Regions from separate parts of the Homo sapiens genome. Here region 2 is linked to region 1. Evidence: chromatin loops called from intact Hi-C (ENCODE). Cell type or tissue: PC-9. All regions are shown on one strand. Each heading gives the region's core, and the rest is flanking DNA. Links, peaks and the distances in the headings are about the cores only.

The links. A loop is a pair of places that touch in the nucleus more often than their neighbours do. Peaks named below come from ENCODE experiments on the same cell type or tissue, not always from the same donor. Only the 100,000 strongest peaks of a DNase experiment are listed, where the experiment ranks them.
Region 2: it touches region 1 in a loop (5-fold over the local background); 1 of 110 quality-filtered maps calls a loop at or near these places.

What each region holds. Positions count from the first base shown.
Region 1 is chr6:126,953,949-126,958,354 of GRCh38, forward strand. The region is part of intron 7 of LOC105377989 (a long non-coding RNA gene); the gene reads right to left. Among named protein-coding and RNA genes, the nearest start is that of RSPO3, 160 kb to the right of the region's middle. In PC-9, for the core only: no CTCF peak of the experiment used is centred there; a DNase peak (open chromatin) is centred at 1,873.
Region 2 is chr6:127,051,092-127,055,497 of GRCh38, forward strand. All of the region lies in intron 5 of LOC105377989 (a long non-coding RNA gene), which reads right to left. Among named protein-coding and RNA genes, the nearest start is that of RSPO3, 65 kb to the right of the region's middle. In PC-9, for the core only: no CTCF peak of the experiment used is centred there; no DNase peak of the experiment used is centred there.

The DNA of each region.
Region 1 (4,406 bases), core at 172-4,171:
ATATTTTGTCTCCTCCATGAAAATGGACTGAGAAATATAACTTTCTTGATTGTTTCCCCCACAGAATTTCTGTCCTACTGATAGGTGCAGGATGTGTGAGTAAGCGTGAAGGTAAAGTTTAAATATCTTGCACCTCAAATATATTTCTCATATATTTTTAGGTTTATAAATACAACCAACATTGGAACCTCCAAATGACAAATTTATCAATATATTAATTCTGGGGATGCAAAAAAAGGTGTTGAATATGTGGCTAAGCTTCATAATAAAGAACGAATCATTTTAATTTTTTAATAAAAAGTCATTTGAATAAATACATATACATCTATGTTGGTCTATATCCATGTGTAAAATACGGCATTAAAGTAGTTCCTAAATGAGGACAAAGATCTAAAGTGTTTTGAGAGTCAAGAAATTCTTCGATTGAATTACAAAGAAGAAAGAGGCCCCACAAGAAATATTTCTCGCTGATATTAGAAAAAAAAAATGAGCCAGTTCCAGTGGCTCACACCTGTAATCCCAGCACTTTGGGAGTCCAAGACAGGAGGATCCCTTGACCCCACAACTTTGAGACCAGCCTGGGCAACATGGCAAAATGCCATCTCTACAAAATACACAAAAATTAGCCAGGCTTGGTGGCACATGCCTGTAGTACTAGCTACTTGGGAGGCTGAGGTGGGAGGATCATTTGAGCCTAGGAGGTGGAGACTGCAGTGAGCCATGATCTCACCACTGCACTCCAGCCTGGGCGACAGACTGAGCCCCTGTCTCAAAAAATAAATAAATAAAAACTAAATTTAAAAAAATGTATACACACAACTAAGCCTCCTTTTGTTACCAGTTGTTTTATTTAACTCACTTCCCCTACCATGAAGATAGAATTGGTTCACAACAAAGAGCAGAGAAGAGGTGTCGAAAATCAATCATTTTGCCTGTTGCCAAAATAATAAAGTCAACTCTAGGACAAGATTAATTCCTTACACAAAGTTGCCTGCTTTATATAACACTAGATAGCCTCCAATAGTTGGCATTATACACATACTGATAATGGAAATGATATGGAAGAATACCAATAGATCTAGATACTGTAACAAAAAGACAAATCTACAGCTACAAAACTATGGTTTAATATAAAAATAATTGACTTTAAAAGGGCAGTTTTGTCTTTAAAACACATACTATTTTAGAGCATTCACCTCCCTTTACAGAAATTTCATTTGCATCAATGTCTGTTTCTCTCCATGGACCTTTTTAATGGCTTGCATTATGGCTTATTTATTTTCAACCCTTTGATTTCCAATAAATTGTTTGCCACCAATTTGCAACCATAAAATGCACTGAATGAGTATATGAATGAATACCTACATTTGTAAATCCAAGAAGTATTTTCCTCCTTTTTCTGGTAAAAAATATTTGGGCATTTCTGAATCATATTCTGAGTTTCTTATTATTTTAACTAACATGTACAAGAATTGCTACTATTATTTTTGTATGAAAATATTGTAAGTAGTTGATAAAACAAAAGAGAAATGCCTAAAGTTATTTTAAATAAATCAAATATGATAGAAAGCATTTGTGTTACAGAAAAGGGGAAAAAATTAAGACTTTATATTGAACTTACCTCCCCACCCTCAGCACAACCACATGAACCCATGAATTTACTGTAGTATAGTTTTCTACTCTCAAAAAAACATAAGTTAGTCAAGGATAAGAGAACTGACCTTCAGTTTCATGTTTGTGGACTTAATTGCTATAAGGAATCAGAATATATTTTCTGTGGCACAATACTTTCATAGTGAAGCAGCCGCAATACCACTAATGCAGAGCACAAGCTCCAAGCATTCTGGACCTTCCAGGCATTTTTGTGGCTTGGCATTGATGAATGCAGGTGAGATATAGGTTGCAGTTAGGATCAAATTACAACAAACACTGCCTCTTCCAAAAATATGAGTTGCTTAAACAACTTCCCTATTACCTTGGGAGAGGATGCCTGTCCATCAACAGCTGGGACTTTAGAGCAAGTTCTCACAATTGTATCTTTTCAGTGAGCACAAAATCTGAGCCCAGTCAAAATAAAAACAATAATAAATGACCCTTCCCTCACATTTCCACAACAACCTTGTGTGGTGAACAATGTGACTTCCTTCTATCTTTTCTTCTCCTTCTCTATTCTGAATGGTATACTTTTACCTGCAACGAATTGAATTTATGTATAAGATTATTTCTTAATTTCAGAAATGAGTGAAAAAAAAGGAATAAGACCAGTACACACATGTATCTTATAGAAATATTCTCATTACTTTCCAGATCAGCCTAACAATGACATTTACCTCTTATAGAATCCCCTAATACATAGGCCATCATTTATAAGAATGCAATCTGTTCTTTTCTTATATTTTTTCCACTAATTTCTTCCTAGCTTGGTTATATCAAATAACAACATAATATAGCTTAGAAAACACCATGTGTGACATATATGCTATGCTCAATATTTTGTGGTTATTATTATTTTTACTATTTTGAGACAAGATCTGGCTCTGTTGCCCAGGCTGGATTGCCATGGCACAATCACAGGTCACTGCAGCCTCAACCTGGGCTCATGCTATTTTCCTGCCTCAGCCTCCCTAGTAACTGGGACTACAGGCTTACACCACCACACCCTGCTAATTTTTGTATTTTTTGTACAGATGCAGTTTCACCATGTTGCCCAGGCATATCTTGTACTCCTGGGCTCAAGTTATTCACCTGCCTTGGCCTCCCAAAGTGCTGGGATTACAGGCATGAGCCACGGTGCTTAGCCACTTTGTAGTTATTAATATGTCATTAACATAAGATATTCCTTCTTAAGGTTAAAAAATGTATAGCCTCTGATTTTTTCACACTCATATTATTTTAATTTGTTTTCCTGGTATAATAAACATGAGCTATTTCCTATAGTTCTCCATTGCTGTTGACTATATTCATACTATATCTCCAGTTATTCTTTGTGATTGATTGTCTAAGATGAAATTTATTTTTTGAAATACAGTGACTTTTCTGAAGTCGATAGATCTTTACATTCACCACTTCTTATGTGGGTTGATTTCTCAGTATTTTGAGAATATGTCTTGAGAATAAGTACTTATGTGGTTTTTGACACAGCAACTAAGACTTGTTGCATTTCACACAATGAACCAAATATTGTGGGGTCCAACACTTGGATCCATATTGTACTAAACACAGCTCTGATTTATAAAAGAAAGACTTTAAAACATCCAGAAAACAATACTAAAAATTTTAGATTATTCTTACAGAATGAAGTCCTCATACATCATCAATCATTTTCCTTTGTTTCACTTCTCTGTGATGTTTCTTCTTACCACTCTCAACAAACTCCCTGTGGATATTTTGACCTTAAGACAACTACCACCATTCTTATAGCTACACAAAAAGGCATTTATTACAGTCAGATCAATGCAAAACTGATGTAGTTAAGCCATTTTCTGATTATCTCCCTCTCCAATACATCTCTGATGAATGCTTTCCACTAACTCAAACATTCCAACCAATTTGTGTTTGGTTCTTTTGTTTTGTTTTGACAAGGACAAATTGAATTTCTCATTGCCCAGGAACATACTTGCAACCACCATAATTATTTATATGTGCATTGGTAGAAATTTCAGCCCTTCAGAACATTTTTTAGTCATAGAAGACTGCTCATGTTGGAAACAACAGAAAGTTACCACATAGTACAAATTCAGCCTTTGTATGGAATATTTCCATTAGCAATGTTAAAGATGGTGAGAATTTGCTGTTAATCAAATAGGAAATGTCAATAAAATGGGACAGGCTGGGGATTAGACAATGAAACAGGCTTCTAACTTCTACATCATTTATGTGGCCCTATGAAGTCTGACGGAACCATAATGATTCATCGCCTCCTGGTATTAGAACCAAGCACTTGGGTTCTGAAGTTAGGAAAGAGTCTGGGTAGCTCAGACATAGTTTTGACAATGCCAAAACAAGCTTGGAAAGGGAAGCAGTCAGTCTAACCAATGATTTGGCAGCATAAAAACCCAACAAGTATGTTAATTGATGTTTATTTTAATATCGAATGTAGTCAAATCCTTTTTATGTAAAACCAATCCATTTAAGTAGACACCCTCTGAAGAAGAATAATTGAGCAACATGGGTCAAAGTATCAACTGAGCTGTTCTTGAAAAGTAACAAAAAGAGGCTGAAACTTTTTGATGAGGTTTTAAAATGAAAGACAAGGGAGATGTATATGAAAACTATTAATCCCTTTAGATTGCGTATGCCAGCATTAGTCAACATTTGGAGAGTAAAAAAAAAAATCTCACCAAATTTTAGTGCTCAAAGGCTATAAAATATGAATGTGTTAGTTAAATATTTGCAAAAGGCCTTTA
Region 2 (4,406 bases), core at 269-4,268, 97 kb after region 1:
CTACAAGGAGAACTACAAAACACTACTGAAAGAAATCATAGATTACACAAACAGTTGGAAAAACATTCCATGCTCCTCTTGGATTGGCAGAATCAGTATCATTAAAATGACCATGATACTCAAAGTAATCTACAGAATCAACATAATTCCTATGAAACTACAAATGTCATTTTTCACAGAATTAGAAAAAAAGATTCTAAAATTCATACGGGACCACAGAGGATTCCAAATAGCCAAAGCAATCCTAAGCAAAAAGAACAAAGCTAGAGACATCATATTACCTGTCTTCAAACTACACTTTAAGCCTACAGTAGCCAAACAGCATGGTACTGGTACAAAAATAGACACATAGACTAATGGAACAGAATAGAGAACCCAGAAGCAAAGCTACACACCTATGGCTATCTGATCTTTGAAAAGGATGACAAATATAAGCAATGGAGAAAGGACTCACTTTTCAAAAAATAATGCTGTGATCGCTGGCTAGCCATATACAGAAGAATGAATCTGGATCTCTACCTTTCACCATATACAAAAATTAACTCAAGAAGGATTAAAGATTTAAATGTAAGACTTCAAGCTACAAGAATCCTAGAAGATAACCTAAGAAAAACCATTCTGGACATCAGTCTTGGGAAAGAATTTATGACTAAGTTCTCAAAAGCAATTGCAACAAAAAACAAAAATTGCCAAATGGGATCTAATTAAACTAAAGAGCTTCTGCATACCAAAAGGAACTATCAACAGAGTAAACAGACAATGTACAGAATGGGAGAAAATATTCACAAACTATGCATATGACAAAGGTCTACTATCCAGGAACTTACACAACTGAACAAGCAAAAACCAAATAACCCCATTAAAAAATTGGCAAAAGACATAAATTAACACTTCTCAAAATAAGACATACAAGCTACAAGTGGCCAGCAAACATGAAAAGAATGCTCCACATCACCAACCATCAGAGAAATGAAAATCAAAACCACAGTGAGATACCATCTCACAGTAGTCAGAATGGCTTTTATTGAAATGTCAAAAAACAAAAGATGCTTGCAAGGCTGCAAAGAAACAGGAATGCATATAAACTGCTGGTGGGAATGTAAATTAGTTCAGCCTCTGTGGAAAGAAGTTTGGAAATTTCTCAAGGAACTTAAAACAAAACTACCATTCAACCCAGCAATCCTACTACTGAATATATATCCAAAAGAAAATAAATTATTCTACCAAAAAGACACACACTTGTATGTTCATTACTGAGCTATTCACAATAGCAAAGATATGGAATCAACCTAGGTGCTCATCAATGGTGGATTAAAGACAATGTGGTACATATATATCAGAGAACACTATGCAGCCATGAAAAGGAATTAAATCATATCCTTTGCAGCAACATGGTTGCAGCTGGAGAGCATTATCCTAAGTGAATTAACACAAGAACAGAAAAGCAAATGCCACATGTTCTCACTTACAAGTGGAAGGCAAACATTGGGTACTCATGGACATAAAGATGGCAGCTATAGACACTGGGGACTACTAATGAGAGGAGAGAAGGAGAGGGGTAAGGGTTGGAAAACTAATTATTGGGTATTATGCTAACTATCTGGGTGATGGGATCAGTTGTACCCCAAACTTCAGCATCATGCAATATACCCATGAAACAAACTGACAAATTGTACCTTCTGAATCTAAAGTAAAAGTTTAAATGATTTAAAAAAACAGAAAATGCAGAAAGAGGGAAAAGAAACCTTTCAGTATTCAGAATAGATGTACTCAACTATTTGGGGGGACCACAGTGCTTTTTTTGGAGAAATATGTTTAAGTCACTATTTTATAAAAACTTTATCAAGTTTGGTTGCACAGTTCCTGCTTCCTAGCAAAATACATGAAAGCAGATAAATACTAAAGAAAGAAACAATAAAACTATACAGTTTGGTACATGAGCCCTAGCTTGTAGCAGTGGATGACTGTTTAGCATAAAGACAAATATTCCTCAAGGATTTTAGAGAATCTCAATGTATCACACTAGGCAATATTCATAAAGAGGATCATGCTTAGATTTGAAGCACAAGAAGGATTGGACATATCATTGTTGGCTTGGAGGAGAGGGCTAAGTGTCAAAGAATGTGGGTAGCCTCTAGTAGCTGAGTGTGGCCACTGGCTTACAGTCAGCAAGAAACAGAAACTGTAGTCCTATAACTACTTGGAATTATATTCTGCAAGCAATAATGAACATGAAGGGCAGTATTTCCTCAGAACCTCAGACAATAACTCAGACCAGTAACACCTTGATTTTGATACCCTGTATAAATACCTTTTAACACCCTAATTAGGGAATCTGGCCAGGCCATGCCAGACTTCTGACCTACAGAACTGTGAGCTAAGAAATGGATGTTGTTTTAAGCAACTGTGTTTGTAGTAGCTTGTAAAGTAGCAATAGAGAACTAATGTAACGCTGCTTTACATTCCCATGTGAACTTTTAAATTGGTTTGTCAATTTCTACAAAAAAAATCTACTAAATTTTTGAATGAAATTGTGGATAATCAAAAGATACGTTTGGAAAAGAATTGCCACCTTAACAATATTGAATCTTCTGACTCATCAACAGGAAATAGCTCTTCATTTATGTCAGCCTTCTTTACTTCCTCTCAATAATATTTTGTAGTTTCAAGAAACTTACTAGTCCTTGACATCATTTGTCAGATTTATCCAAAGTATTCCATATTTAGTTTTAATTTTAAATGATATTTTAAAATTTCATTTTCTAATTACTCATTGCTAGAATATAAAAATACAACTGATTCTGTATATTGATCTTATATTCTGTAGCCTTGATAAACTCACTTAGTTCTACAAGCATTTTTGTAGATTCTGTCAGATTTACTGCATAGACAATTATGTCAACTGAAAATAATGACAGGCATATTTCTGCCCTTCCAATCTGAAGGCCTTGTTTTGTTTTGTTTTGTTTTGCTTTGCCTGAAGGTACCAGATATAACCTCTACTATAGTTGAATAGAAGTGGTAAGAACAGACGCTTTTTTTGTTTGTTTGTTTCTTATCTTAGGCAAAAAGGATTCAGTATTTCACCATTAAGTATAATGTTAGCTGTAGGCTTTTTGAAAATTATCTTTATTAGGTTAAAGTAGTTTACTTCAATCCCAAGTTTCTGAGTGTTTTATGAGGAATGAATGTTGACTTTGTCAAATGCTTTTTCTGCATCTTTTGACTTGATTCTTTTTTCTCTTTTAGGCTTGTTCATGTGGTGAATCATTTTATCACAAATTAATTAAAACCTGAGGCTTGCTCTCAAACTGTAGTATTATTTTAGAGTCTTCAAAACTAAGATATAATACACTTGTATTAGAATCTCCTTTTCAGTTACAATTTCCTCAGGGAATTTAAAGACATGCTTACAAGCTCTTCTTTAGGCTCCATTAAGACCTTCTGAGTGTTTGCCACCCTGGCAAAGTGGCAATGGTGGGTGGGAGGCTATAGAAGTAACCAGTAGAGATAATGGAGAATGGTACTATTTTGAGTGTCATCTTCCTTAAGTTTTAAAGCACTGTTATTGAATAAAACCAAAGATATAATGCTAATAAGATTCAAAATGAAGTTTGTGAAATAGGCAAAATAATTGAAATCATTTAACGTATAATATGTTTAATATCATCACACGGTGCAGAATCATGTGCCGAGGTTTGGTTTCTCTGAAATGGATAAATGTTTTGATGCTGAATATGAGATTTTTAAAAGGAATGATCACAGAGTGCAAGCTGCTTTATGACTGACTTTGTTTTTCTGATGTGGTCTTGAGCAGTAAACTAACTATATATTGAAAATGTGAAACAAATCATCTTCCAGCATGGAAAATCGCACACAGCAGTTATCATTGGCAGAGAAATGAATAAAAGATAAAATTAATTCAATGATATATTTTAACAGCCTCCTCCTCCAAATCAACAAATATAATGTGGTTTAAAAATTGAAATTGGCATTGTGGAATTTAGGTAGGTTTTTTTTGTTTGTTTGTTTTTGTTGTTTTGTTTTGTTTTTGTTTTTGAGACAGAGTCTTGCTCTGTCATCCAGGCTGGAGTGCAGTGGTACAATCGACTCACCACAACCTCCGCCTCCCAGGTTAAGCAATTCTCATGCCTCAGCCTCTCGAGCAGCTGGAATTACAGGTACATGCCACCATGCCCGGCTAATTTTTGTAGTTTCAGTAGAGACGGGGCTTCACCATGTTGCCCAGGTTGGTCCTGAACTCCTCGCCTCAAGTGATCCACCAACCTGGGCCTCTCAAGGTGCCAGGATTACAGGTGTGAGCCACCACACCTGGCTGGAATTCGGGTAGTTTTTATTCTAGTATCAATAATTATTTTTCGTTTAAACAGTACATATCTAAGTCC